2 separate regions of the Homo sapiens genome follow, and region 1 is linked to region 2. A link is an interaction called in ENCODE POLR2A ChIA-PET data of the cell type or tissue named here. Cell type or tissue: HepG2. All regions are shown on one strand. Links, peaks and the distances in the headings refer to the core of each region. The heading gives the core; the rest is flanking DNA.

Region 1 (15,915 bases), core at 3,706-11,705, 94 kb before region 2:
TGTTTGCTGTTGCTTCTCTAGTTCTTTTAATTGTGATGTTAGGGTGTCGATTTTAGATCTTTCCTGCTTTCTCTTGTGGGGATTTAGTGCTATAAATTTCCGTCAACACACTGCTTTAAACGTGTCCCAGAGATTCTGGTACGTTGTGTCTTTGTTCTCATTGGTTTCAAAGAACATCTTTATTTCTGCCTTCATTTCGTTATGTACCCAGTAGTCATTCAGGAGCAGGTTGTTCAGTTTCCATGTAGTTGTGCGATTTTGAGTGAGTTTCTTAATCCTGAGTTCTAATTTGATTGCACTGTGGTCTGAGAGACAATTTGTTGTGATTTCTGTTCTTTTACATTTGCTAAGAAGTTCTTTGCTTCCAAGTGTGTGGTCAATTTTAGAATAAGTGTGATGTGGTGCTGAGAAGAATGTATATTCTGTGGATTTTTGGTGGAGAGTTCTGTAGATGTCTATTAGGTTTGCTTGGCGCAGAGCTGAGTTCAAGTCCTGGATATTCTTGTTCACCTTCTGTCTCAGTGATCTGTCTAATATTGGCAGTGGGGTGTTAAAATCTCCCATTATTATTGTGTGGGAGTCTAAGTCTCTTTGTAGGTCTCTAAGGACTTGCTTTATGAATCTGGGTGCTCCTGTGTTGGGTGCATATATATTTAAGATAGTTAGCTCTTCTTGTTGAATTGATCCCTTTACCATTATGTAATGGCCTTCTTTGTCTCTTTTGATCTTTGTTGGTTTAAAGTCTGTTTTATCAGGGATTAGGATTTCAACTCCTGCTTTTTTTTTTTTTCGCTTTCCGTTTGCTTGGTAGATCTTCCTCCATCCCTTTATTTTGAGCCTATGTGCATCTCTGCACGTGAGATGGGTCTCCTGAATACAGCACACTGATGGGTCTTGACTCCTTATTCAATTTGCCAGTCTGTGTCTTTTAATTGGGGCATTTAGCCCATTTACATTTAAGGTTAATATTGTTATGTGTGAATTTGATCCTGTCATTATGATGTTAGCTGGTTATTTTGCTTGTTGGTTGATGCAGTTTCTTCCTAGCCTCGATGGTCTTTACAATTTGACCTGTTGTTGTAGTGGCTGTTACCTGTTGTTCCTTTCCATGTTTAGTGCTTCCTTCAGGAGCTCTTGTAAGGCAGGCCTGGTGTGACCAAATCTCTCAGCATTTGCTTGTCTGTAAAGTGTTCTATTTCTCCTTCACTTATGAAGCTTAGTTTGGCTGGATATGAAATTCTGGGTTGAAAATTCTTTTCTTTAAGAATGTTGAATATTGGCCCCCACTTCTCTTCTGGCTTGTAGAGTTTCTGCCGAGAGATCTGCTGTTAGTCTTATGGGCTTCCCTTTGTGGGTAACCCGACCTTTCTCTCTGGCTGCCCTTAACATTTTTTCCTTCATTTCAACTTTGGTGAATCTGACAATTTTGTGAATTTTGTGTCTTGTGGTTGCATTTCTTGAGGAGTATCTTTGTGGTGTTCTCTGTATTTCCTGAATTTGAATGTTGGCCTGTCTTGCTAGGTTGGGGAAGTTCTTCTGCATATTATCTTGCAGAGTGTTTTCCAACTTGGTTCCATTCTCCCCGTCACTTTCAGGTACACCAATCAAATGTAGATTTGATCTTTTCATATAGTCCCATATTTCTTGGAGGCTTTGTTCATTTCTTTTTGCTCTTTTTTCCCTAAACTTGTCTTCTCACTTTCTTTCATTAATTTGTTCTTCATTCACTGATACCCTGAGGAGCTCATACTCCAGGCATTTATTTAGTATAGAATTAACAACAGAAGCTTTGAGTAAACACACTTGTGGATAATTAACATGGTTAAGAGAGTAGTTTTACAAATGTTTAAAGCTCAGGTACCAAGGTCTAAAGTAAATACCATCGGGGGCAGTTTCCCTGGTCTACCTCCCCGCCAGAGGGCCATCTGGCTCAAAGGTTAGTTAATGGAGGTAGGGTAAACAGACTTACCTGGGGAAGCCTCTGTTGTCCCTAGTATTTGCCCTATGACCTAATGCTCTAAGGTGAGATCCGGCTGCCTTCAGCCTGTTCAATTAGTACAAGTTAGGTAACCTTTCGACCTTCCAAAAGGTTTGTGACTCTTCCCTGTAACTTTCTCTAATATTTCCCTTTAATATTTCTGCCACCATCCTGAGTGATTCCCAACGGGAGAGGATGATATTACTCCCAGTATTGCAGGGGTGTCCACCTCCCATGTGATATTGTTCCTAATATTCGAGGGGGGAGTGGATAATATTACTCTCAGTATTGCAGGGGGTATACACTTTCCAGCGATATTGTTTGTACTATCCAGAGGAGGGGGAAATGACATTTCTCCCCAAATCACAGAAGGGGTAGACTCCTCTGTGATATTGTTCTTAATATTGAGGAGGAGTGAGGATGTTATTGCTCCCCCTATCGGAGGGGGTGTGCCCTTCTCTATGATATCATAATATCCAGGAAGGGATATGATACCTAGGGGGTTAGAGGATAATATTATTCCCAATATTGCTGCAGGTGTACAACCCCCTGTGATATTGTTCATAACATCCAGGGAGAAAGAGGATAATATTACTCTCCATATTCCAGGGAGTGTACCCCCTCCTGTGATATTGTTTGTAACATCCGGGGGGAAGAGGATGATGATATCACTGCAAATATTGCCGGGGATTTACACCCCCTGTGTTATAGTTTGCAATATCCAGAATGGGAGAGGATGATATTTCTCCCAATATCGCAGGGGATGTACACCCTTCTGTGATATTGTTCATAATATCCAGGGGGAAACAGGATGATATTACTCCAAATATGGCAGAAGGTGTACAGTCCCTTGTGATATTGCTCGCAGTATCTGGGAGGGGGGAGGATGATATCAATCCCAATATCGTAAGCACCCTGTGTGTACACCCCCCTGTGATATTGTTTGTACTATCCGTGGGGTGAGAGGATGATACTACTCGCAATATCTCAGAGGGTGTACATCCTTCTGAGGAGAGGATGATATTACCCCCAATATTTCAGGGGATTTACACCCTTCTGTGATATTGTTCCTAATATACAGGGGCAAAAAGGACGATATTACTCCCAGCATCGCAAGGGTTATACACACTTCCTGTGATATTGTTCCCAATAGGTGGGGGTGGGGACAGGATGATATTACTCCAAATATCGCAGAGGGCGTCCACTACCTCTTGTGATATTGTTTTTAATATCGAGTGGGGGGAGAGAACAATATTACTCCCAATATCGCAGAGGGTGTACACCCCCACTGGAATATTGTTTCTAATATCCAGGGGCTGAGAGGGTGATATTAATTCCAATATCACAGAAAGTGTACACCCCCTTTGTGATATTTTTCCTAATATTAAGAGAGGGAGAGGTTATTACTTTCAATATCACAGGGTATGCACAACCCTGTCTGATATTGTTTGTAATATCCAGGAGAGATAGAGGATGAAGTTACTCTCCATATTAGAGAATGTGTACACCCCCCATGCGATATTGTTTCTAATAACCATGAGGGTGGAGGATGATATTCCTTACAATATTGTATGGGGTGTACACCCTCTCAGTGATATTGTTTCTAATATCCATGGGGGAAGAAGATGATATTACTTTAAATATTGCAGAAGGGGTAAACAACCCTGTGATATTGTACCTAATATTCAGAAAGAGAGAGGATGATATTACTCCCAATATCACAGCGGGTGTACCCCTCTCTGTGATATTGTTCTACATAGCCAGGGTGGAAAAGGATAATATTACTCCCCAAATAGCAGAAGGTGTACACCCCGCCCCCCATGGTTTTGTTCGTACTATCCTGATTGGGAAAGAATGACATTTCTCCCAATATCGCAGAGGGTGTACACCCCCCTGTGATAATATTCCTAATTTCCACGGGCAGAGAGGATGATATTACTTTCAATGTCGCAGGGGGTGTACACCTTTTCTGTGATGTTGTTCCTATTATCCAGGGAGGGAGAGGATGATATTACTACAAATATCGCAGAAGGTGTACACCCCTTTTGTGATATTGTTTCTAATATTCATGGGGGAAAATGATAATATTAATCCAAATATCGCAGGGGCTGTACACCGCCCCTGTGATATTGTTTCTAACATCCAGTAGGGGAGAGGATGCTATTACTCCCCATGTCGCATGGGGTGTACACCCCTGCTGTGGTATCGTTTCTAATATACAGGGGGGGAAAGGAATTTATTATACCCAATATTGCAGCAGGTGTACACCCCCCATGACTTCATTTCTGATATCCAGGAAGGGAGAAGAAGATATTACTACCAATATGGCACAGGGTGTACACCCCACCTGTGATATTGTTCCTAATATCCAGGGGGAGAGAGAATAACATTACTATTAATATTGCAGGGGTTGTACACCCCCTTGTGATATTGTTCCCAGTATTCAAAAGGGAGAGCCTGATATTACCCCGAAAATCGCATGGGGCGTCAACTTCCCCTGTGATATAGTTCGTAATATCCAGAGGGGGAGAGGATGATATTATTCCTAATATCACAGGGGGTTTACATCCTGCCCCCATAATATTGTTTTTAATATCCAGGGAGGGAGAGGATGGCATTACTCCTAATATTGAGGGGATTGTATACCGCTTTTGAGATGTTGTTTCTAATATCCAGAAAGCTAGAGGATGATATTACAAGGGGGTTTATACCCTCCTTGTAATATTGTTCCTAATATTTAGAGAGAGAGATGACAATATTATTCCCAGTATCGCAGGGGTGTACACCCCCCCATGATATTCTTCCTAATATCCAGGTGGGGAGAGGATGATATTACTCTCAATATTGCAGGGTGTACATGCCCCTGTGATATTGTTCTTGAAATCCAGGGGGGAAGAGGATGATATTACACCCAATATCTCAGGGGGTGTACATCCGCTCTATAATATTTTTTCTAATATTCAAAGGGAAGAGGATGAAATGATTCCCAAAATCACAGGCGGTGTACACCCCCTTTGTGCTATTGTTCCTAATATCCAAGGGGTGAGAGGGTGATATTAATTCCAATATTGCAGAAAGTGTACACCGCCCTTGTGATGTTTTCCCTAATACTCAAAGAGGGAGAGGGTGATACTACTTTCAGTATTGCAGGGGCTGTACAACTCCCTGTGATATTGTTTGTAATAGCCAGGAGGGAAGAAAATGAAATTACTCTTAATATTGAAGAAGGTGCACACCCCCCCATGGTATTGTTTCTAATAACCATGAGGTAAGAGGATGATATTCCTTCCAATATCACATGGGTTGTACACCCTCCCAGTGATATTGTTCCAGTATCCAATGGAAGGAGGATGACATTACTCCCAATATCACAGTAAATGTACGTTTCCCCTGTGATATTGTCTCTGATATCCAGGGGGGTACTGTATGATATTACTCCCAATATCGCAGAGGGTGTACACACCCTCTGTGATATTTTTCCTAATAACCAGTAAGGGAGAGGATGTTATTACTCCCAGTATCGCAGGTGTACATCCCCACCGTTGTATTGTTTTTAGTATTCAGGGAGGAAAGAATGATATTACTCCCAATATAGCAGGGGGTGTACACCTCCCCTGTGACATAGTTCCTAAAATTTACAAAAGGAGAGGATATTATTCCCAATATGGCAGGGGTGTATACCCTCCTTGTGATACTGTTCATTATATTTAAAACGGGAGATGACAATATTACTCCCAATATCACAGGGACTGTACAATCCCCTTTGTGATATTGTTCGTAACATCCAGGTGGAGAGGGGATGCTATTAATCCCAATATCGCAAAGGTATACACCCCCTCTGATATTGTTAATATCTGGGCGGGGGGAGAGGATAATATTACTCCCAGCATCGGGAGTATACACCCAGTGATAGTTCTTCTAATATCAAGGTGGGGAGGGGGTGATATTAATACTAATATAGAAAGAGGTGTACACCCCTCTGTGATATTTGTCCTAATATCCAGGGGAGGAGAGGATGATATTACTCCCAATATCGTGGAGGGTGTACGCCTCTTTTGTGATTTGTTTTAATATCTAGGGAAGTGAGAGGATAATATTACTCCCAATATCGCAGGTGCTGTACACCCTCCTCTCATATTGTTCATAATTTCAAAAGGGGGATATGATATTACTCCCAATACTGTAGACACGCTGTGTAAACACCCCCCTTATCGGGGTGGAGAGGGAGGTGATATTACACCCCATATGGTGGGAGGTGGACACCCCCTGTCATATGGCTCATAGTATCCAGAGAGGGAGAGGGTGGTGATATTATGCTCCATATGGCTGAGGGTGGACACACCCCTGTCATATGGCTCGTAATATTCAGGGAGGGAGAGGGGGTGATATTGTGTCCGGAATTGGTTCCTTCCGGTGGGTTCTTGGTCTCGCTGACTTCAAGAATGAAGCCGTGGACCCTCACGGTGAGTGTTACAGTTCTTAAAGATGGTGTGTCTGGAGGTTGTTCCTTCAGATGTTCAGATGTGTCCGGAGTTTCTTCCTTCTGGTGAGTTCATGGTCTTGCTGGCCTCAGGAGTGAAGCCACAGACCTTTGCCGTGATTGTTACAGCTCTTAAAGGTGGTGCATCCTGAGTTGTTCCTTCCTCCCGGTGGATTTGTGGTCTTGCTGGCTCCAGGAGTGAAGCTGCAGACCTTCGCAGTGAGTGTTACAGTTCTTAAAGGTGGTGTGTCCTGAGTTGTTCATTCCTACCGATGGGTCTCTGGTCTCGCTGGCTTCAGGAGTGAAGCTGCAGACCCTCCCCAGTGTGGCCTAGGGAAATGAGAGAACCTTGTATAGAAATCTACTAAGGATAGTTTTGAGGTCAGATTGACCTGAGTTTGAGTATTCTTTCTGTTGCTAACTAGCTGTGTGACCTCCAAAAAGTTACTTAACTTTTCTAAGCCTCTATTTTGTCATCTGTAAAATAGAGATAATTATAGTACCTACTTCACTTGGTTGTGATAAAGATTAAGGAGTTAATTTCCTTGAAATCTAGCATAGTGCTTGGCAAAATGTAAGGCTGTTTTTATGTTAAGTCATTAACTGATTTCGCAGCATAGAAGCTGGCATTTTTGTGATTAAGATATGAAATTCTGAAGCAATACAGCAGAGATTGGTTTAAGGTCATAATGTAGGTGACAAATTCCCTGCCTTCCACCATTTCTGAGTAGTCTTTCTACTGTGAAGGGGTTTTCACTTGTCAGTGTGGAAACACAATGGCCTGGGACCTCAATGGGAAGCCCCTTCAAGCCCTGAGACATGGTATCGTGGGGGAGTAGGAGTTCTGAATCCCATCCATTGTGTTCAGCTGAGCTGCAAACAGGAAATATTGTGGTCAATCTTGTAGAATTAAAACCAGGGATCCTTATTAATATGGATATTCAAGATGTTGAAGTCATAGTCCTGGGGGAGGAACCGGGAACACTCATAATCCCTTTGAAAGCATTTGTTGTGTACAATTTATTTGTGGTTATAGCAGATGGTATCTAGAGGATGCTGAAAATGGGAACCTCTGGATTCACTCCTATTACCTGGTCTCCTAATTTTTGCCACCTGTCCTCTCTTCACTGAGTTCCCTGTGCTAGTCATACCTGCTCCATAATGGTTTAACCAGGTCAGTCTGAGTGACAGCAAAAACCGCAATTGTTGTTTGTGGCACTCTGCCTAACAGTGTACTCATCAGAGAGTTGATTTCTCCCCAGAAACAGAACACAGGACTATTTGGTTCTTCTGGCCTAAGGCTTAAAAAGTTCTGAGCGTGGGGCCCAGGACCTTTGGCTCTGATTTGGATCATCTCCCTTATGGAAATCTTTCTGAAATAGGACTGGTTTTTTGAAGCTCTTTGGACTTCCTGTCCATAGCAATTTTTTTTCTTGTTTATTACTCATTCATTGATAAATAATCAAAACCTACATCCAAAGCACCCTAGAAAAATGAGGCTTTCTAGTCCCTACAATCAAGGAGTGAAAATCGAATTGCAGAGATGAAACAAGCTGATTTGTGTATCTGTGCTGGATATGTGGGGACTAACTCTGTCAGTTAACAAAGTGAAGGATGCATGTCATTCTAAGGTTTCAATGGTCTAGAATCTAAAGATCTTGTGGAGATGTTACCATTAGAGGATCTTGACTGCGAGTTGTCCAGGTTCTTAGTGTTTTGAACAAAGAATTGGACAAAACACCCAGCAAAGCAAAGGAAGAAGGAAGCAATGAAAGAAGAAAGCAGGGACTTACTGAAAATGAAAGTACACTCCACAGTGTGGCAGAAGGCCTGAGCAGTGGCTCAAGGTCCAAGATACAGCATCTTCTCGGCTTCAAACACCCTCTACAGGTTTCCCATTGGCCCCTTGGTGGTCACCTCATGTAGATGAAGTGGTGGCCCGCAGTCAGTCTGATTGGTTGTGCAAAGCAACCAATGAGAGGCTGAATTAAAGTTACAAAGGTCACACTCCTGTGCAAACATCTGATTGGCTGCAAAAAGCAATCAATCACAGGGTAAGGTGAAGTTACAAAGCTGCACTTCTATGCAAACGAAGAGTTGGCCTGCCGTCAGTCTGATTGGTTGTGGACAGCCAATTTCCCATTTGCTGCGGAGCAAAGGTGGGGGTTTGCAAAGGGAGTAGCCTCTTGTCCTTTTATTACTTAGGCATGGAAAGTAAGGGTTTTCCTTTCAATTTGGTTCTAGGAAGTCTGTGTGAAATGGCCTTAGGTTCCCTGCCTCCAGATCCTATTCTCCTGCCTCAGAGAAACCTGATTTGCCATCTTGCTGAGTGAAACTGAGCGATGTAACAATGATGATGATAATGATAACATCTGGGTTCTCTGTTGTTTACCCAGTGCACATCTCAGATGTTCTACGTATAATCTTTAATCTTCACAACAAAAGTATTATTATTATTTCCTTTTCACAGATGAGGAAAACATCTCAGAGAAGTTGAGCAATTTGCCCAAGGCCACACAGCAAAAAGTGGCAAAGCCAGGGTCGGTGATTCATGAAATGTGCTGCTTCCTATTTGTGTTATGTTAGGCATGATTCACACCCTTTGGAGATTCCATTTCGTTTTCTGTAAGATGAAATCAAAAGGTAATTGGTTTGTCATAAGTATTAAAAGAATTAATATATCTGCCCAAGTGCAGTGGCTCACACCTGTAATCTCAGCACTTTGGGAGGCTGAGACAAGAGGACCGCTTGAGCCAAGTTCAGCCTGGGAAACGTGGCAAGACCTTGTCTCTACTGAAAATGAAAAACATTAGCCAGGCGTGGTGGCATGTGCCTGTAGTCTCAGCTACTTGGGTGGCTGAGGCGGGAGGATCACCTGAACCCAAGAGGTTGAGGCTACAGTAAGCTGTGACCATACTACTGCACTCCAGCCAGAGCAACAGAGTGAGACCTTGTCTCAAAATACATACATACATACATACATACATACATACATACATACATACATGTAACAGGGCTTGGAAAACTGTAGAGTACTATCAACAGGTAGCTTAATATTATAAAGAATATTTACAGATAGTTCCTTGAGTTTATTTTGGGCTGTTTCATGGCAAAGAAAACCTGTGTTCTTTATGTTAGAATGTGTTGGTGATGCATTTCTCTGTATCATTAGCAATTTCTGTTATATTTGCCACCAGGAGGGCTGGGCCATTCATCTGAAAAGCATTTACTGAGGTCCTTTACGTATGGAGCAAAATGTCAAGCTGGGTGCTGGCACCTGATGGGGCACATGCAGTCATGACTCCTCTTCCTGAAACTTGTAGCTCCATGGGGGAATTAGCAGTAGATACACGAACATACAAAAAAATACATGATCGCAAATCTTCATGAGTTCTCTGAGGGAAAAACGCCATTATGAGAAAAAACTAGTGGGGGTGGTATAGTTGAAATGGACCAAGAAAGTAATTTTTGGGTAAGTGCTAGATAAACTGAAACTTGAAGGATAAGTAGGAGTAAACTTGGGGTAGTTCAGACAGAAAAACACTCCCAGCATAAGGAAGAGCAAATTGCAAGGGCCAGGGTAAGGAAATAATAATACTTAATCATAGTAATTATAAAAGTTAACATTTAGTGAACTCTTATTATATGCCAGATACTATATTAAGTGCTTTACCATTATTATGTCATTTAATCCTCAAACACTTTCTGGGGTAAATGTTATGCTTTTTTAGAAACAGGGTCTTATTCTGTCACCCAGGCTAGAGTGCTATGGTACAATCATAGCTCACTGCAGCCTCCAAGTCCTGGGCTCAAGTGATCTTTCCATCTCAGCACCCCAAGTAGCCAGGAATACAGGTGCACACCACCATGCCCAGTTAATTTTTAAAATTAAATATTTTGCAGAGATAGGGTCTCACTATGTTGCCCAGGCTGGTCTCAAAACTCTTGGCCTCAAGCAATTATCCCACCTCTGCCTCCCAAAGTGCTGGAATTACAGGTGTGGGCCACTATGCCTGGGCCAAAATACTATTTTTATTCCTATTCTACAAATGAGTAAAGCTGAAGCTGGAGAGATTAAGCAATTTATCTAAGGTCATATAGTGTGTAAGTATTGGAATGGGGGTTCAAATTCATGCAGAATGATCAAAAAACTTTACTTTCTAAACCATAGTCTTAGTTCAGTTAAATAACTCAGTCTGTCAGTTCATCTGTTAGAGTTCAATTGCAGAAATAGAAGCCATTTTAGCTAGTTTCAGGAAGAAGAGATTTATCAGGTACTCAGTGGTTTACTAAGCCATTGCAAGAGCAGGAGGGGAAACCCTAAAGCTGAGAGTGTAGGCAGAGCTTCCAGAAAATCTGCTCTTAGCATTTCCTGGAACCATACTGTTTCTTCTGTGATTGGGAAAGCTGCTAATACTGCAGCAAACCACCAAATCTGGAAGCCAATGACTGCAGATCCACACTGATTCTGGTCAACAAAATGTACACATCATCTTGTCTCTCTCTTTCCCCTACTAAACTCAGGCCCAAAGCTAAGTCTCAGACAGGTGCTTCTAACTGGCAGAATTAAATCACATGCTGGTCTCTAGCTGCAAGGAGGATTGGGGGAAATGTGGTTCTTAGCTTTCCTGCAGTGCACCCCATGAAGCCAGAGTGCAGGGAGCCACAGGGAAGTTAGAGAGGCAGATAGAACCACATCATGAAAGGCTGTAGTGGTAAGGAATTAATATTCCATGTGGAATACAAGGATGAGCAGAGGACTAATGTAGTCAGATGGTTTTTAAAGATAACCTGGCTGATGTGTGGAAATGTATGAGAAGGGACAGGAATGGGTGCAAGGAGACCATTTACAAGATATAAGATGGAAAGAAGTTGACAGATTTTAAAATATGTTTTGGATTTTAAATCAACACGATATGAAGTTGAGTTAGATGTAGGGAGTAGGAAAAGAAGGGCGTCAAGAATGATTCAGACTTCAGGCTTGAGAAACTGGGGAGAGGCCGTAGCATCTGAGGAAAGGCTGGGGAGTGGCTTGGTTGGGTGAACATTGGGGGAAGACTTGGAAAATTAAGAGTTCTGTTATGGACATCTAAAGTTTGAGATATCTCTCAGATATAGTCGTGGAAATGTTAAATGGGCAGTTGTAGATTGTTCTGGAGCCCAGAGGATCAGGACTGGAGATAGAACTTTTGGAGGCATTGGCATATTTATTTAAAATTATGGGATTAGATGGAATTCTCTATGCACAGGGTAGTGTAAGAAAAGGAGTAGGCGTAGGACTGAGTCCTGAGCCACTCCCACAGTTTGGGTGGAAGAGGTGGGGCCAGCAATTGAGAGTGACAAAGAATCTGAGAGATGCGAAGAAAAAAAAAGAAGAGAGTGTGGAAAAGATTATGTGCTTGACCAAACTTTAATCCGGCTCCTGAACCTTTGTTTGAACCCATCTCTGTAATTATAAAGTCCAATTTTAGCAAAACCCCTTCCATGCCAGTTTATTAAGAACCCCTCCACCCTGTCCTCCCTATCTGATCACCTTGATATCTATCTAATCCTCCTATCCTCCACCATCCCCCAAGTGATGTCTGATCACCTTCCTTTGTCTTTAGCAAGATTCCTATTAGTTAGGTATAGCCAGAGTCCCCTTTTCCCCAGTGCTCCCTGTTAGTAATTTTCCATCCAGAGACCCTCACCCTGCTCCTTGGCTGTGAATTCCCAGTTGCCTATATTGTGTTTGGAATTGAGCCCAACTCTACACCGAGATTCCTTTCCCCCTATTGCAATAGTCCTGAATAAAAGCTGTTTTTACTGCTTCAACTACTATCCAGCTCTGGTTTTTCTTTGACAAGTGCAAGGAAGTGAAGAGAGTGTTTCATAAAGAAGAAGGTTGTTTTTTGAGAAAATAATTGTTCATTGGATTTGAGAAAATGGAGGTCTCTGGTGCCTTTTGGTGATTTGCAGAGGACTGAAGAGCGAATCAGAGGAGAGGAAGTGCAGAAAATGTTTGCAGACAACATATTGTGAGAGTACTGTCTGAGAAAGAGAACAGATGATGAGGCTGTGCACTTACAGGACTGTGGGGTCAAATGGGGGGTGGTTTGCATGTGTTTTGAGCTGGGAGATACTGGAGCATATGCAATGCTGATGGGGAGCAGAGAAGATTCTGCTGGATGGGGAACAAGAAACTGAAGGAATGAGCTTTCTGTAGTGAGAGAGGGAATAGGATCTTGGCCCAAAGCATGAAGTGGCCTTTGATTCTCTTAACAGGAAGGAAGTAACAAGAGGTAGCCATGGACACAGATGGGCTGGGAATTTGGTGGCGAAAGGATGCTGGAAGGCTTGGCTTCTCCCACTGAAGCATGAGGCAAGGCTGGGGTATCAGTAAGTTTCAGTAGAGTTTCCTGGTCCATCTGTCTGAAGAGTCAGAGCTTTGGGGCTGGTACAGTCTCAATGGCTGCTTGCAGCTTTCTGGCCAGAATAACACACGGCTCTTTGTTTGATATTTGGGTAACTTATGGATCACTCTGGTGCCTGGCCCTAAAATGATTCTGTTATGATATGAATTATCCTTTCCATGTCTAGAAACCAAAATTACCCAGCAAAACCCCATACTAATGCAATTTAAGTTTCTTTTCACAATCACACACAGTTATCATATATTGTGTCCACCATGACTGCTGCATACTCCCATTTTAATGGGAGAGGTAGAAATATAAACATAAAAATAGAATATGCAAGGTGAGAAAGTGAGAAGTCCCGGGGGATGAGGGAGTCAATGTAAGGTGTCTACAGAACAAGGAGGAAACCTAACCTATTTATTTCCAAGCATATTTTGGCCTCTAGTTTCTAAGTTCTCCCCAGAATCCCCAGCCACATTTGTCATGGTATCTTTCTTATTTCCTGGTGGGGAAACTCCTCCTCTAAGAGTGGTGGAGATACTCACTAATGAGAAATATGAGATATTAGCAGCAGAAGGCAAGCATTAGAAAGAATCTCCTGACAGTGGGTCCTAATAATGACAGACTATATCTCAAAGAGGAGAATAAAAAATCACATCCCCTGAGGCATTTAAGACCAAACATAGCAAATAGCTAGACTATATAGGGTGTGTGCACTTTTCCCTGCCTCCAGACAAGATGTTCAAATGACTGTTTCCAATTGGAAGTTTCCAAGATACTATGATTTAGCTGAAAGGCCTATGTGAGTTGTGATTAGATATGAAATAGGACACATGGTTTGCTTTATAATCCACTGAAGCTCTGATAAAGGCCAAATGTTTTGGAGGCTGTTTTAAGTTCTGGCAAAGGTCATGAGGCTGGAACAGCCAGGCAGCTCAGGCGAACTTTATTAAAATATCAGTTCTTATTTCCCTCTCCGGAGTAGAAGAAAGTGTGGGACAAAGAACTGGAGGAGCTTAGGTAATTATGTTTTGTTTATTTTCTCCATTCTCTTTCTTTGTTTCATTCATCAGTCTTTCTTAGAAACCACTTCCGCTATTATATTAGCAGTTTGCTTGCTAACTTATCAATCGATGTTAGGAAGACCATCTCTTCCTAATGCTATCTCATTCCAGTGAGTTTGACCTTTTTTTCCTCCTTCCTCTTTCCTATAACATTTGGCTTTTTACTTCTCTGCCCCTTTCAGAAGATTTGTCATTGTTTTATATGTGGATTTAAAAAAATTCTTAGTTTTTTGTTTTGTTTTGTTTTTTTAGTGTTTTCTTTCTGTTTCTTTTCTTTTTTTATTTTACTTCAAGTTCTGGGATACATGCGCAGAACATGCAGGTTTGTTACATAGGTATACACATGCCATGGTGGTTTGCTGCACCCATCAACCCATCATCTACATTAGGTATTTTTCCTAATGCTAATCTTCCCCTAGCCCTTCACCCCCTGCAGGCCCTGTTGTGTGATGTTTCCCTCCCTGTGTCCAAGTGTTCTCATTGTTCAATTCCCACCTGAGAGTGAGAACATGCAGTGTTTGGTTTTCTGTCCTTGTGATATTTTGCTGAGAATCATGGTTTCCAGCTTCATCCATGTCCCTGCAAAGGACATGAACTCATCCTTTTTTATGACTGCATAGTATTCCATGATGTATATATGCCACATTTTCTTAATCCAGTCTATCATTGATGGACATTTGGGTTGGTTCCAAGTCTTTGCTATTGTGAGTAGTGCCACAATAAACATGTGTGTGCATGTGTCTTTATAGTAGCATGATTTATAATCCTTTGAGTCTATACCCAGTAATGGGATTGCTGGGTCCAATGGTAATTCTAGTTCTAGATCCTTGAGGAATCGCCACACTGTCTTCCACAATGGTTGAACTAATTTACACTCCCACCAACAGTGTAAAAGCGTTCCTGTTTCTCCACATCCTCTCCAGCACCTGTTGTTTCCTGACTTTTTAATGATTGCCATTCTAACTGGTGTAAGATGGTATCTCATTGTGATTTTGATTTGAATTTCTCTAATGGCCAGTGATGATGAGCTTTTTTTCATGTTTGTCGGCCACATAAATGTCTTCTTTTGAGAAGTGTCTGTTCATATCCTTCTCCCACTTTTTGATGGGGTTGTTTGTTTTTTTTCTTGTAAATTTGTTTAAGTTGCTTGTAGATTCTGAATATTAGCCGTTTGTCAGATGGATAGATTGCAACAATTTTCTCCCATTCTGTAGGTTGCCTGTTCACTCTGATGATAGTTTCTTTTGCTGTGCAGAAGTTCTTTAGTTTAATTGATCCCATTTGTTAATTTTGGCTTTTGTTGCCATTGCTTTTGGTGTTTTAGCCATGAAGTCTTTGCCCATACCTATGTCCTGAATGATACTGCCTAGGTTTTCTTCTAGGATTTTTGTGGTTTTAGGTCTTATGTTTAAGTCTTTTATCCATCTTGAGTTGATTTTTGTATAAGGTGTAAGGAAGGGGTCCAGTTTCAGTTTTCTGCATATGGCTATCCAGTTTTCCCAACACCATTTATTAAATAGGGAATCCTTTCCCCATTGCTTGTTTTTGTCAGGTTTGTCAAAGATCAGATGGTCATAGATGTGTAGCATTGTTTCTGAGGCCTCAGTTCTGTTGCATTGGTCTGTATCTCTGTTTTGGTACCAGTACCATGCTGTTTTGGTTACTGTAGACTTGTAATATAGTTTGAAGTCAGGTAGTGTGATGCTTCCAGCCTTGTTCTTTTTGCTTAGGATTGTCTTGGCTCTCTGGGCTCTTTGTTGGTTCCATATGAAATTTAAAGTGGTTTTTGCTAATTCTGTGAAGAAAGTCAGTGGTAGCTTGATGGGGATAGCATTGTATCTATAAATTACTTTGGGCAGTACGGCCAATTTCATGATATTGATTCTTCCTATCCATGAGCATGGAATGTTTTTCCATTTGTTTGTGTCCTCTCTTACTTCCTTGAGCAGTGGTTTGTAGTTCTCCTTGAAGAGGTCCTTTGCATCCCTTGTAAGTTGG
Region 2 (15,915 bases), core at 5,184-13,183:
TACAAATTTATCTCACAATTTCCCTTGGTCTGGGGTCAGATTATGGCTTAGCTGGGTTCTCTGCTTTAGGTTGCCACCAGGCTGCAGTCAAGATGTTGACGGCCTTCATTCTTATCCAGGGGCTTGACTTAGGAAGAAGCCACTTCCAAGCTCATTCAGGGTGTTGGCAGGATTCATTTCCTTGTGACAGTAGAATCCATGGAGGCTTGCTTCTTCATGTTCAGCAGGAGAGCCCCTGGTTCCAGTCTGCCGAGAGAGTCTCCTGTATAACAAAATGTAATCATAGGAGTGACACCCATCACCTTTGTTCAATTCTGTTGGTTGGAAGTGTTACAGATTCTGCTGGCACTCAAGGGGAAGGAACTTTTGGATACTAGGAGACTGGAATTATTTGGGGGGTCACCTAAGATCTGTCTACCATAAAGAAACAACAAGATTTTTTGTCTAGATTTAGAATGTGTGATGAAGAAAGGAACAACTGAAAAGTTGGAGTTGCTGTTAATTAAGGTAAGGAAGACTGAGGGAGGGAAGATTGAGAGCTCAATTTTGGCTTCATAAAGTGTGAGATGTCTTTTATACACCACCCAGAGATGATAAGCAGACAGTTGCATGTGCAAATCTAGAGTTAAGCAAGAGGGTCCAGGCTAGAGGTGTAAGTTTGAGGTCCATTAGCACATAGGTGGTATTTAAGGCCAAGGAATGAGATCACTAAGGAATGAGTGTAGATACAAAACAGGTCCTACAACTGGACTCTAGGGTCCCAGCATTAAAGAGTCAGGGAGTCTAGAAAGAACCAGGTAAGGAGACAAAGTGGGATAGAGTGAGATAAGAGGACTGCAGGAGTGTGGAGTCCTTGCAGCCTCCATGTGTTAATTAGTTTAAATCTCAGAAAGCAAAGATTCCCCCTTACCTCCCAGTTTTGGGAGACATCTACCTATCTTCTTGCCTCTCCTCTCCCTGAATGTGCTGTTGCGTTAGATGCCAAATGTGAATGGAAAAAATATTGTATCTTGTCAAAGTTCAACAACCATATTAAAGGGGAGGCAGCCAAGATGGCTGAATAGGAACAGCTCCAGTCTATAGCTCCTAGCGTGAGCGATGCAGAAGACGGGTGATTTCTGTATTTCCATCTGAGGTACCGGGTTCATCTCACTAGGGAGTGCCAGACAGTGGGCGCAGGACAGTGGGTGCAGCGCACTGTGCTTGAGCCGAAGCAGGGTGAGGCATTGCCTCACTTGGGAAGCGCAAGGGATCAGGGAGTTCCCTTTCCTAGTCAAAGAAAGGGGTGACAGACGGCACCTGGAAGATTGGGTCACTCCCACCCTCATACTGTGCTTTTCCGACGGGCTTAAAACATGGCGCACCAGGAGATTATATCCTGCACCTGGCTCAGAGGGTCCTACGCCCACGGAGTCTCACTGATTGCTAGCACAGCAGTCTAAGATCAAACTGCAAGGCGGCAGCGAGGCTGGGGGAGGGGCGCCCGCCATTGCCCAGGCTTGCTTAGGTAAACAAAGCAGCCAGGAAGCTCGAACTGCGTGGAGCCCACCACAGCTCAAGGAGACCTGCCTGCCTCTGTAGGCTCCACCTCTGGGGGCAGGGCACAGAAAAACAAAAAGACAGCAGTAACCTCTGCAGACTTAAATGTCCCTGTCTGACAGCTTTGAAGAGAGCAGTGGTTCTCCCAGCACGCAGCTGGAGATCTGAGAATGGGCAGACTGCCTCCTCAAGTGGGTCCCTGACCCCTGACCCCCGAGCAGCCTAACTGGGAGGCACCCCCCAGTAGGGGCAGACTGACACCTCACACGGCCGGGTACTCCTCTGAGACAAAACTTCCAGAGGAACGATCAGACAGCAGCATTTGCGGTTCACGAAAATCCGCTGTTCTGCAGCCACTGCTGTGGATACCCAGGCAAACAGGGTCTAGAGTGGACCTCTAGCAAACTCCAGCAGACCTGCAGCTGAGGGTCCTGTCTGTTAGAAGGAAAACTAACAAACAGAAAGGACATCCACACCAAAAACCCATCTGTAAATCACCATCATCAAAGACCAAAAGTAGATAAAACCACAAAGATGGGGAAAAAACAGAGCAGAAAAACTGGAAACTCTAAAAAGCAGAGCGCCTCTCCTCCTCCAAAGGAATGCAGTTCCTCACCAGCAACGGAACAAAGCTGGATGGAGAATGACTTTGACGAGTTGAGAGAAGAAGGCTTCAGACGATCAAACTACTTAGAGCTACAGGAGGAAATTCAAACCAAAGGCAAAGAAGTTAAAAACTTTAAAAAAAATTTAGACGAATGTGTAACTAGAATAACCAATACAGAGAAGTGCTTAAAGGCACTGATGGAGCTGAAAGCCAAGGCTCGAGAACTACGTGAAGAATGCAGAAGCCTCAGGAGCCGATGCGATCAACTGGAAGAAAGGGTATCAGTGATGGAGGATGAAATGAATGAAATGAAGTGAGAAGGGAAGTTTAGAGAAAAAAGAATAAAAGGAAATGAACAAAGCCTCCAAGAAATATGGGACTATGTGAAAAGACCAAATCTACGTCTGATTGGTGTACCTGAAAGTGATGAGTGATGGGGAGAATGGAACCAAGTTGGAAAACACTCTGCAAGATATTATCCAGGAAAACTTCCCCAATCTAGCAAGGCAGGCCAACATTCAGATTCAGGAAATAAAGAGAACACCACAAAGATACTCCTCGAGAAGAGCAACTCCAAGACACGTAATTGTCAGATTCACCAAAGTTGACATGAAGGAAAAAATGTTAAGGGCAGCCAGAGAGAAAGGTCGGGTTATCCACAAAGGGAAGCCCATCAGACTAACAGCGGATCTCTCGGCAGAAACTCTACAAGCCAGAAGAGAGTGGGGGCCAATATTCAAGATTCTTAAAGAAAAGAATTTTCAACCCAGAATTTCATATCCAGCCAAACTAAGCATCATAAGTGAAGGAGAAATAAAACACTTTACAGACAAGCAAATGCTGAGAGATTTTGTCACCACCAGGCCTGCCCTAAAAGAGCTCCTGAAGGAAGCACTAAATATGGAAAGGAACAACCGGTACCAGCCACTGCAAAATCATGCCAAATTGTGAAGATCATCAAGACTAGGAAGAAACTGCATCAACTAATGAGCAAAATAACCAGCTAAAATCATAATGACAGGATCAAATTCACATATAACAATATTAAGTTTAAATGTCAATGGACTAAATGCTCCAATTAAAAGACACAGACTGGCAAATTGGATAAAGAGTCAAGAACCATCAGTGTGCTGTATTCAGGAAACCCATCTCATGTGCAGAGACACACATAGGCTCAAAATAAAAGGATGGAGGAAGATCTACCAAGCAAATGGAAAACAAAAAAAGGCAGGGGTTGCAATCCTAGTCTCTGATAAAACAGACTTTAAACCAACAAAGATCAAAAGAGACAAAGAAGGCCATTACATAATGGTAAAGGGATCAATTCAACAAGAAGAGCTAACTATCCTAAATATATATGCACCCAATACAGGAGCACCCAGATTCATAAAGCAAGTCCTGAGTGACCTACAAAGAGACTTAGACTCCCACACAATAATAATGGGAGACTTTAACACCCCACTGTCAACATTAGACAGATCAACGAGACAAAAGTTAACAAGGGTACCCAGGAATTGAACTCACCTCTGCACCAAGCAGACCTAATAGGCATCTGCAGAACCCTCCACCCCAAATCAACAGAATATACATTTTTTTCAGCACCACACCACACCTATTCCAAAATTGACCACATAGTTGGAAGTAAAGCTCTTCTCAGCAAATGTAAAAGAACAGAGATGATAACAAACTGTCCCTCAGACCACAGTGCAATGAAACTAGAACTCAGGATTAAGAAACTCACTCAAAACCACTCAACTACATGGAAACTGAACAACCTGCTCCTGAATGACTACTGGGTACATAACGAAATGAAGGCAGAAATAAAGATGTTCTTTGAAACCAACGAGAACAAAGACAAAACATACCAGAATCTCTGGGACACATTCAAAACAGTGTGTACAGGGAAATTTATAGCACTAAATGCCCACAAGAGAAAGCAGGAAAGATCCAAAATTGACACCCTAACATCACAATTTAAAGAACTAGAAAAGCAAGAGCAAACAAATTCAAAAGCTAGCAGAAGGCAAGAAATAACTAAAATCAGAGCAGAACTGAAGGAAATAGAGACACAAAAAACCCTTCAAAAAATTAATGAATCCAGGATCTGGTTTTTTTGAAAGGATCAACAAAATTGATAGACCCCTAGCAAGACTAATGAAGAAAAGAGAGAAGAATCAAATATATGCAATAAAAAATGATATTGTGGATATCACCACCGATCCCACAGAAATACAAACTACCATCAGAGAATACTGCAAACACCTCTACACAAATAAACTAGAAAATATCGAAGAAATGGATAAATTCCTCGACACATACACCCTCCGAAGACTAAACCAGGAAGAAGTTGAATCTCTGAATAGACCAATAACAGGCTCTGAAATTGTGGCAATAATCAATAGCTTACCAACCAAAAAGAGTCCAGGACCTGATGGATTCACAGCCGAATTCTACCAGAGGTACAAGGAGGAGCTGGTACCATTCCTTCTGAAACTATTCCAATCAATAGAAAAAGAGGGAATCCTCCCTAACTCATTTTATGAGGCCAGCATCATCCTGATACCAAAGCCTGGCAGAGACACAACCAAAAAAGAGAATTTTAGACCAATATCCTTGATGAACATTGATACAAAAATCCTCAATAAGATACTGGCAAACCGAATCCAGCAGCACATCAAAAAGCTTATCCACCATGATCAAGTGGGCTTCATCCCTGGGATGCAAGGCTGGTTCAATATACGCAAATCAATAAATGTAATCCAGCATATAAACAGAACCAAAGACAAAAACCACATGATTATCTCAATAGATGCAGAAAAGGCCTTTGACAAAATTCAACAGCCCTTCATGCTAAAAACTCTCAATAAATTAGGTATTGATGGGACATATCTCAAAATAATAAAAGCTATCTATGACAAACCCACAGCCAATATCATACTGAATGGGCAAAAACTGGAAGCATTCCCTTTGAAAACTGGCACAGGACAGGGATGCCCTCTCTCACCACTCCTATTCAACATAGTGTTGGAAGTTCTGGCCAGGGCAATTAGGCAGGAGAAGGAAATAAAGGGTATTCAATTAGGAAAAGAGGAAGTCAAATTGTCCCTGTTTGCAGATGACATGATTGTATATCTAGAAAACCCCATTGTCTCAGTCCAAAATCTCCTTAAGCTGATAAGCAACTTCAGCAAAGTCTCAGGATACAAAATCAATATACAAAAATCACAAGCATTCTTATACACCAATAAAAGACAAACAGAAAGCCAAGTCATGAGTGAAGTCCCATTCACAGTTGCTTCAAAGAGGATAAAATGCCTAGGCATCCAACTTACAAGGGACCTGAAGGACCTCTTCAAGGAGAACTACAAACCACTGCTCAATGAAATAAAAGAGGATACAAAGAAATGGAAGAACATTCCATGCTCATGGGTAGGAAGAATCAATATCGTGAAAATGGCCATACTGCCCAAGGTAATTTATAGATTCAATGCCATACCCATCAAGCTACCAATGATTTTCTTCACAGAATTGGAAAAAACTACTTTAAAGTTCATATGGAACCAAAAAAGAGCCCGCATTGCCAAGTCAATCCTAAGCCAAAAGAACAAAGCTGGAGACATCACGCTACCTGACTTCAAACTATACAACAAGGCTACAGTAACCAAAACAGCATGGTACTGGTACCAAAACAGAGATATAGATCAATGGAACAGCACAGAGCCCTCAGAAATAATGCCGCATGTCTACAAAGATCTATCTGATCTTTGACAAACCTGACAAAAACAAGCAATGGGGAAAGGATTCCCTATTTAATGAATGGTGCTGAGAAAACTGGCTAGCCATATGTACAAAGCTGAAACTGGATCCCGTCCTTACACCTCATACAAAAATTAATTCAAGATGGATTAAAGACTTAAATGTTAGACCTAAAACCGTAAAAACCGTAAAAACCGTAGAAGAAAACCTAGGTATTACCATTCAGGACATAGGCATGGGCAAGGACTTCATGTCTAAAACACCAAAAGCAATGGAAACAAAAGACAAAATTGACAAATGGGATCTAATTAAACTAAAGAGCTTCTGCACAGCAAAAGAAACTACCATCAGAGTGAACAGGCAACCTATACAATGGGAGAAAATTTTCGCAACCTACTCATTTGACAAAGGCTAATATCCAGAATCTACAATGAACTCAAACAAATTTACAAGAAAAAAACAAACAACCCCATCAAAAAGTGGGCGAAGGATATGAACAGACACTTCTCAAAAGAAGACATTTATGCAGCCAAATAACACATGAAAAAATGCTCACCATCACTGGCCATCGGAGAAATGCAAATCAAAACCACAATGAGATACCATCTCACACCAGTTAGAATGGCAATCACTAAAAAGTCAGGAAACAACAGGTGCTGGAGAGGATGTGGAGAAATAGGAAAACTTTTACACTGTTGGTAGGACTGTAAACTAGTTCAACCATTGTGGAAGTCAGTGTGGTGATTCTTCAGGGATCTAGAACTAGAAATACCATTTGACCCAGCCATCCCATTACTGGGTATATACCCAAAGAACTATAAATCATGCTGCTATAAAGACACATGCACACGTATGTTTATTGCAGCTCCATTCACAATAGCAAAGACTTGGAACCAACCCAAATGTCCAGCCATGATAGACTGGATTAAGAAAATGTGGCACATATACACCATGGAATACTATGCAGCCATAAAAAATGATGAGTTCATGTCCTTTGTAGGGACATGGATGAAATTGGAAATCATCATTCTCAGTAAACTATCGCAGGAACAAAAAACCAAACACCGCATATTCTCACTCATAGGTGGGAATTGAACAATGAGAACACATGGACACAGGAAGGGGAACATCACACTCTGGGGACTGTTGTGGGGTCGGGGGAGGGGGGAGGGATAGCATTAGGAGATATACCTAATGCTAAGTGACGAGTTAATGGGTGCAGCACACCAGCATGGCACATGTCTACATATGTAACTAACCTGCACATTGTGCACATGTACCCTAAAACTTAAAGTATAATAATAATAAAATGAATTAAAATAAAAAAAAGAAACCATATTAAATTGATAGCCTTTCTAAGGGTATTTTTTCTATTGATAAAAGGATACACTGATTATGTAACAGGAATATTACCAAGTGTGTGACATTTACATTTTGCAGAGCATAATAAAAGGCATTTTAAATTTAAGAAAAAAAACAAAGACAACAGCAACAAAAAACAAAACAACCAGATGTGCATTCTTGCCCAAATAAGCCAACCTAAGTCAGCTTGATTGTGGACAATAGAGTCAGTTGGAGTGTGAGAACAGTTTTACTCTGGGACTGATACCATAAAAAACAGGCTGCTCTGTAAAGTGTACACCCCTCAGGTATCAGGTGACACAAGTCAGGCACTGCCTCAAAAGTGAAAGGTTGCAAACAGTGACAAGGGAATGGAAATAGATTAGATGTGGATAATGGAGGCATTTGTTCTTCTACAACCTTCTGACAAACATTCATTTTGGTATCTACTGGTTATGCACAGAAATTTATTGAAATTATTAACATGGAAGGCCTTTCTTTGGGCATAACAAACCACTATTTGTTCACCTAATTATACTGGGAATTTAGGGATATATTTCAGTGCATTTTACTTTAGATAAAATCTTTTCATTTCTTATGGAACACAGAGAAATCATCATGAAATTCTAAGTGGATAAAGTGGAAACAAAGACTCTATTTGTGCAAGTTGAGTACATGGGAATGTAATTAGCATTGTAGATAGTATAAATACGCATGTCCATATGCTGTGTCATTAGCTGTGCGTGCTGAAGCTATGTCACCTCATTCGTAGTCCCTTTCACACATAAACAGAAACTTGAATGTTCACTTAGAAAAAAGCATATTTTCTGTAATTACCACTCAAATGTTTCTTAGGTGTCTTCATTGCCCAGCAAAGTCAGAAGTGTGCCCAGTGTGATAAATCATTAAACTTCTTTCTTATCCAAGTAGCACTGATTTAGAATGAATCATGTTTTCAAACAATGTGTTAATAATCCTATCAGCTCTCTGAAAAAAATTAGATTATAATCCTCATTTAACAAATGAGGAAAGGGAAGCAAAGAGTTTGACAACTGTCTATGAACTCAGTGAACAAAAGCCACACTTGTTGGCAATAAGGCTGGCTGTTTCCTCCTGGACCACACAGTTGACATCCCGGTTGGGATATGTCAAGTCCGGAAGCGGTATGTCAAGTCCGGAAGCAGGAGCTATAAGCAGGGTAATGAAATGGCTGCTTTGCCTTTCAGATGGGTCTAGAGGTCAAGTTAGTTTATTTGTTTTTAATTTAGCTGAACTCATAGGCTGGTTGAAAGATCCCTTTGTTGGTAGCGATCTTTTGAATAGCCACATAAACCTTTTGGTCTCTCTCTCGCTTTACTCCAACCCCTTCTCCCATTTGCAGGATTAGAAAAGCACTTGGGAAGCCCATTAATCTTGCCGGCGTTGTCAGGAGTGATCAGCGAGTTTTATTAAAAGCCCTGGGATTGCCTGAAAGGCCCCCTTGTCTGACTTTGAAATGAAAGGGGCATGTTAAGATCTCGGGGCACATTGTCAGGACCCCTCACCCTGCCCCTTGGACTATGAGCTGACCCTCCAGGAGGAAGCACAGAAGCCCTCCTTTGTTAAAGGGATTTCGCCGGTGGACAGAGAAGAGTTGGGCCCTGTCAGCATGAACTCTCTGAGTTGGGGGGCTGCGAATGCCGTGCTGCTGCTGCTCCTCCTGGCCTGGGCCAGCCCCACCTTCATCAGCATCAACCGCGGGGTGAGGGTGATGAAGGGCCACTCTGCCTTCCTGTCAGGAGATGACCTGAAGTTTGCCATCCCTAAAGAGAAAGATGCCTGCAAAGTGGAAGTTGTGATGAATGAGCCAATAACCCAGAGGGTTGGGAAACTCACTCCACAGGTAGGTCCTATCTGCGATTTTCTGTTCAGTCGTGTGTATGAATGCAAGTGTATGAAAATGTGTGGGGGGACAGAGAACAGATGTAAAATGTCTCCCCTCAAGCCATCAAAGACGAGTATTAGAAGATGTTCACATTTGAAATGGTGGACTTGCAATTAGTAGGCATAGTATTGCGCTGCTTTTCTATGTGAGGTGAAACCTATTTTTAAACATTCTTGGCTGACTTCAGATTACAAGCCTGAAACCAGCAGGATTTAATCCTGATTATAATAACATTTATAGAGGAAATCAGGTTCAAACTAATATGGATGCATGTAATTTTTTTCTTAATAATGCACTGTTTCAGTAAGTCTTTCCAATTTCTCCTCTTTCCTGAAGATAACTCTGGTATATCTCACCAGCTGCTTGACCTTATAGAGTAGCTAATTATACAGGAAAAAGCGCAAAGCATCATGTAAGAGAATTACATTGGAGTTATTCCTGCCCCGAGTTATCACATCCATTGCCAGTCAGAGTGGCTTTGGATAAGAGATCAAGATTTCAAGACATTTTTAGGACATACCTGTGACCTTAGCATAGCAAAGGTAAAACTTGAAGATGTTTCATCTATTAACATCACTTAAACATTTTTTCTGAGTAAGGGAAAAGAAGTAGAAAAGAGATGTGAAGATACTTCACTTTAAATATTCACTGTTCTTTGAAATTATCTGCTTAATTTTTTTCCTTTTAATCAAAATCTTGGAGACCTTTATATTTAAGGGTATTCTATTGTCAATCTTCTTGTAGAGTGAAGAGTTACCTCCTAATTCATTGGGTTTAAAAAGTCTATATTCTCTAACACTGTTTTTGCTTAAAGTAGGAGTTACCACTATACATAATTTTAAAAAATTGCTTCTGATTTTATTACTTGTTCCCACTGTCCTGTAACTTTGCTCCCAGTGCAAACAATCTTGAGAATATTCAACACTAGATGCTGCTGCTGCTTCTGGAAAAATGGACCATTCTCTTTTGCTGAACTATGAACTTTATTTCCTTTTCATTTGGCTAAAGAAAACTAATCCACGAGGTTATTGAAAAGTGGTACTAGGTATTACAGAGAGAGAAAAAAAGACTTAGATGGATACTAGCTCAACTGGTGTCTCTAGACACTCCATTTACCACACTTCAAGTTATAGACCCATTCTGAAACACATCAGAATTCTTTGGAAGAGGGTCTCACTTTGCAGGTATTTCTGATGTGGTAGTAACCAAATGTCTCTGCCTAGTTGCTTGTAAGATTTTATCGTCAGTCAAAGAGCTTTAGATGGGTATCTAAAACATGTTAGAATTCAACAATGGCTCCACATATTAGCCATTGTATTCCCAAGTGTTTGGTAGTTGCAGTGTCTCCTCAGTTACTCCCAATTATACTTGCATTCTGAATGTGTTTTGATTGGCACTTACGAGTCAGGGAAAAAGAAGATACCTGGGATTGCTCATACTAGAACCCCAATGTGCTACATAGGATGAGGAAGCAATACAAATAAGCTCAGGAGTGGGTGATAGAGACCCAACTACAGGGACTGGGGTCGAAAGGAAAATGCAGGCTGGTTGCAGTAGCTTACGCCTGTAATTCCAGTACTTTGGGTGGCTGAGGCGGGTGGATCACTTGAGTCCAGGAGTTAGAGACCAGCCTGGTCAACATGGTGAAACTCCATCTCTACTAAAAATACAAAAATTAGCCAGGCGTAGTGGCACATACCTGTAAGCCTAGCTACTCGGGAGGCTGAGACACAAGAATCGCTTGAACCCGGGAGGCGGAAGTTGCAGTGAGCCAAGATAGTGCCACTACACTCCAGCCTGGGTGATAGTGTGAGACTCTGTCTGAAAAAAAAAAGAAAGGAAAATGCAGCCTGTAGAGTTTTGAGAGAGGGTAAAATAGGACACCTGATCCTAGAGGACTGGGGTGTTTGATAAAGCAGGAACCCAGGGCTGTACTGGCACATATGGGTGTCTTATAAAGACTGGTGATTGATAATATGGTACCTCTTCCAATCAATATATTTTTAAAAATCATTCAACATTTATTTAGAAGTGGGCCTGAGTATATTGTGAAAAAGAGAAGAAGGAAAATTCCCACTGGTAGCTCGCAGGAGCAAGCTGTCTAAGCTGTCTTCCAGTTTGGACCTCAAGCATGCATGCCCAACTGAGCAAAACAAAAGCCCTGCAGATGACCAGATTCTCCTTAGTAGGCAATTTGGAGATAATCTATTGTTACCTAAGCCAGCCTCTGAGAGCTCTCCTCTCCCTACCTCAAATGGCCTATGACTCCTTACCGTATATGGCAGTCTCTCTGAGAGAAATAAAATTGTCCCCATTATATATCTTTAGTGATGTTTTAATGGTCCTGATTGCTTGGCCTGCTCCAAGGCACTGAGGAGCAAAAAGGGATCCAAGTGACTAGAACTAGGTAAAAAACATTTGTTCACAAGAATCAAGGATTGGAATAGGCCTGCAAGTCATCTCCATCTCACACTCTCTGATTTTAAGGTAAAACTCCAGTTACTAGAAAGACAGTATAGAGGAGAAACCACAAATTGCCTTGGTTGCTGAGAAACACCTCTGAATATACTGATTCCCTAGCCTGCTATTGCTCATTAAGAAAAAGTAGAATCAAGTCATGAATACTTAGTGTATGTATTTCCAGAGGCAAATATGACATCTCAAATGGATTTATAGCCTCTAAAGTCGGTATGGGATTTATATCTTCTAATATTTATTCTGTGGTAAAGGAGTTCATTAAAATATGGAGTTTCAGTACTTTTTTTGGCCAAATATTAAAACTGTGTGTGAGAGAAATCTATATCATGGGAGAACTTTGTTTCTCAAACTGCCAGGTGATTGTTCCTATTTGTTATTCTCATAATTTCAACAAAAACAAGATTCCTAAGTCTGTTTTGTTTTGTTGAATTTGTGCTTGGTTTTTAACGCAGGCTGGTTCAGTCCTTCCCTAGGGGTTCGTTCCTTATGGAGTTTTAGAAATTAAGCATAGCTAAGTGCATGTGCACACACACACACACACACACACACACACACACACACAGCCTAAACATTATTCTTTAATAGAGCTTAGTAATAAGCTGAAAGCCAAGCTTATGTGAACCCATTTCTAGCAAGACGACTGTATTAACAACACCCTGCTGTGTAATGAACAGTTTCATGTGACTTGCACAGAAAATGTTTTGTTTAACATCTGTTCAATTAGTGTTTTCATTTCATTACTGAAGTTTGTCTTAGGATCAACAGGTTCATTTTCCTGTTGAATATTTGGAAAGGGATTTCAGTTGATGCACACCAGTGCCTTCTGTTCAGATAACCCTCTTGATATAGTCAATTAGATGAGGTTGATGGCAATATGTTTTCCTCATGTTTTAGGACAAGACTCCCTCACACATGGCACTTCTCACACCTAGCCCAAAGCAAGAAATTTGCTGGGTGGAAAGCACCCCAGGTTAGCACTAAACTTGCTTTTTTGAATAGGAAATATAGCGGTAAGAAAGTATCTCTACTTTGAACCATTTTACTGTCATTAAAGTGAGTAATGAGCTAGGAATGTGTGACAATTTAATTATAAATTGTAATTGAAAAGCAGTTGAAGTGGAAAAAAACAAAGCTAGACAGTAATTAGAAAAGGATTTAGCTCTCCTTTGTTTTAGTTAGTAAATTTATGGACAATTATGGTTGTCGCCTTTTATAAAAGGAAAACATATTATGAAACATAAAACAGATGTTTCTTTTAACAAAGCAGACTGTCTCTTTATTACCATGACTATTTGTCAATGATATGGGGAAGGTCTTTGCTTTATCTCCTTCCTAGTTGTCAATTTAAAAGAGGAATCAATGATATCTGCGGGAAAAGAAAATCGTTTGTATTAGTGGTAAAGTCTTCTCTGAGTGAATTATGTTGTCTGAAAATGTTTGAGGCTGTGAAAAGGTACAGACGAAACACCACGAACACAATGGTGGACATGCGTGCATACCTCAAGGGTATTAGAACTCTACCAGAGTCAGATTGGGCAGAATGAAGGGCATGATATGGGTGGGAGAGATGATTCTTCCTCTAAAAATCAGGTTCCCAAAATATAACAGTTAACAATCTCCTAATAATTCTGAGTGAGTTGAGACAGTTCATTATAATTTTATTTGAATAGAGGAAATTGCTTTTAGATTTCTGTTTTTCTCATCTGCCATTTCTGCTATTGCCTAACTAATGAAAGCAGTTTTTTGCAAGTATGCAAGACACAACTCTGGGTCATGTTAGGCTCTGATTAACCACAGTAGTGTCCATAGTCAGTGGCTTCATCTTTGAATATGAGAATACTATTCGGAAAAAAAAAGAAATGAAAGGAGAACACAGATATACAGAAAGAATACAGTGTGTTTGTGGGTGGGTTAAAGCATGCCTTTTCATGCAGACACACAGAAAGAACTCTCTAACTCAATTGCTGTGAACCCCTGAAAGGGGTAAATAAAATTTCGAAAAATGAAAGTATGTTTTAAATGCACTCTAGGTGGTAAAAAGACACTTATTTAGAGACGTAATCATCCCTTAACTAATTTTCTTGAACTGCTTTGGTTTTCACAACTTAGATATTCTCAAAACAAGAGACAGCTGTATAAGTAGGATGGTGACTGGGTATGGGGGTAGGGTAGAGGTGGTGGTGGTGAAGACACACACACTCACACACATACACACATTACTAACAGAGCATATTTTCTCCAGGCAGTGCTCTCCTGGCAAAATGTTAAATCTTGTACCAATTTTCTCATAGATATTTATCCAATTCTTCATGTGAACTAGGTCTTTGACTGCCATTTCCTTCCCAACGAAGTCAAGTATGTTCACAATGGTTGTCCAATTCTTGATGAAGACACAGTGAAGCTCAGACTTTACAGGTAAGCGGCACGGGAACATCGCTCATTTGCTGCCAAGTAACCATTCTGTGTTCTTATGAGGGCTTTTCTTGTGGATATGTATTGTCATGAGGGGAGTTAATAGATTCCAGACAAGAAAGTAATCAACAGAAACTGGAGGCCTGAGTGGATCAGGCAAGATTTGTAGCCAACTTTCAGTTATTTCCACTTGTGTCATCTTCCCTAGGATTCTTCTGTGGCAAATTTTTAGCCGTATCCTGTTTCCCTCTAGTGTCCTTATATAGGTATCTCTGGTGTTCCAACCCACCACTTATGGTAGAAAATGGAAATTATAAACTACAAATTCTTAATGAAAATCAGGGAGAAAATATATTCCAAAAATGAATGAAATTCTTCTTTTTTGTTACCAGCTGTTTAGTTACAGAAAGTGCAATATCTTCCATTTTTAAACATATTAAATATTTAAAATTCCTTTTTTTTTTTTTTTTTGAGACGGAGTCTTGCTCTGTCACCCAGGCTGGAGTGCAGTGGCGCAATCTCGGCTCACTGCAACCTCTGTCTCCCAGGTTCAAGCTATTCTCCTGCCTCAGCCTCCTGAGTAGCTGGGACTACAGGCGCCCACCACTACGCCCGGCTAATTTGTTGTATTTTTAGTAGAGGTAGGGTTTCACCGTGTTAGCCAGGATGGTCTTGATCTCCTGACCACATGATCTGCCTGTCTCCGCCTCCCAAAGTGCTGGGATTACAGGGATGTGCCACCATGACTGGCCTAAAATTCTTTAAAAATCAACTATGGAGTTAAACATGGAATGACCGTAGGAGACAGCAGTTCTTCTCCTACGCATATATATAAGAAAAATGAAAACTTATGTTTTACATAAGAACTTGCACTTAAAGTTCAATGCAACATTATTCATAACAGCCAAAAAATGGAATAAATCCAACTGATGAATGGATAAACAATATGTGGTATATTCATGGAATGGAATATCATTCAGCCATAAAAAAACAACGAAGCACTGATAAAGGCTACAGCATGAATGAACCTTGAAAACATTATGCCAAGTAAAAGAAGCCAGGCACAAAGTGTCACATATTGTATTGTTCCATTTGTATGAAATGTCTAGAACTGGCAAATTCACAGAGACGGAGAGTAGATTAGTGGTTGCCAGAGGCTGGGGAAGGGAAATATGTCTCTTTTGGGGTTGATGAAAGTCTTCTGGAATTAGGTAGTCATGATGGTTGTACAACCTTGGGACTACACTAAAAAACTCTGAGTTGTATATTTTTAAAAGATGAACTTTGTGGTATATGAATTATATCCCAGTGAAAATTAATTTTAAATTTAAGCTCACGATTATGGTATATCTGACTTCATAAAAGTCACTGAGAACTGATGTATGTGGAGTAGGCCTTTATAGGGTTTTTTATTTGGTTTTTATTGCTTTTAAGAATATTTGGTTAGATATGTTGGTGTGAATTTCCTTTAAGCATTAGACTAATGTAAAAGACTTTTGTACAAGACATTGGAACAGTGAACCATTCTACAAACATTTATGACCACCTATTACAGGCCAGGCTGTACGTTGAGCATAATCAACAAAAGGATGAGAATACACAGATTATTTTAGTGCTTGTAGTCTAAGGCAAAAGATGAGCAGGTAATTATGATGCAGAACAAGCGCCAAAAGAGAGTCACAAAATGCTGTGTTGAGAAAATGAAGCGGCACTCAAGGATTCCTTAGGAAGATATGAAATCAGCATACAGGGCCATTTGATCTTTCTAAGACTTTAGAGTTAAAAAACAAATAACTTCAAAGAACTTGCGCGGAGCGGGTGGGAAGGGTAGTGGGGAGTTGCAGGGAACATGGGGATG

What was found. ChIA-PET counts read pairs that join two places held together with the same protein. Peaks named below come from ENCODE experiments on the same cell type or tissue, not always from the same donor. Only the 100,000 strongest peaks of a DNase experiment are listed, where the experiment ranks them.
Region 1: POLR2A ChIA-PET joins it to region 2 with 12 read pairs; 4 of 35 experiments call an interaction of 5 or more read pairs at or near these places.

The regions. Positions count from the first base shown.
Region 1 is chr9:14,954,144-14,970,058 of GRCh38, reverse strand. No RefSeq gene overlaps it. Among named protein-coding and RNA genes, the nearest start is that of FREM1, 52 kb to the right of the region's middle. In HepG2, for the core only: a CTCF peak has its summit at 8,269; a DNase peak (open chromatin) is centred at 8,428; H3K4me3 peaks cover 1,436 bases.
Region 2 is chr9:14,861,954-14,877,868 of GRCh38, reverse strand. It overlaps FREM1 (FRAS1 related extracellular matrix 1), which reads left to right. Exons shown (of 37, transcript NM_001379081.2): 2 at 8,625-9,125; 3 at 13,966-14,060. The coding sequence starts at 8,892. Among named protein-coding and RNA genes, the nearest start is that of FREM1, 41 kb to the left of the region's middle. In HepG2, for the core only: no CTCF peak of the experiment used is centred there; a DNase peak (open chromatin) is centred at 8,528; H3K4me3 peaks cover 4,694 bases.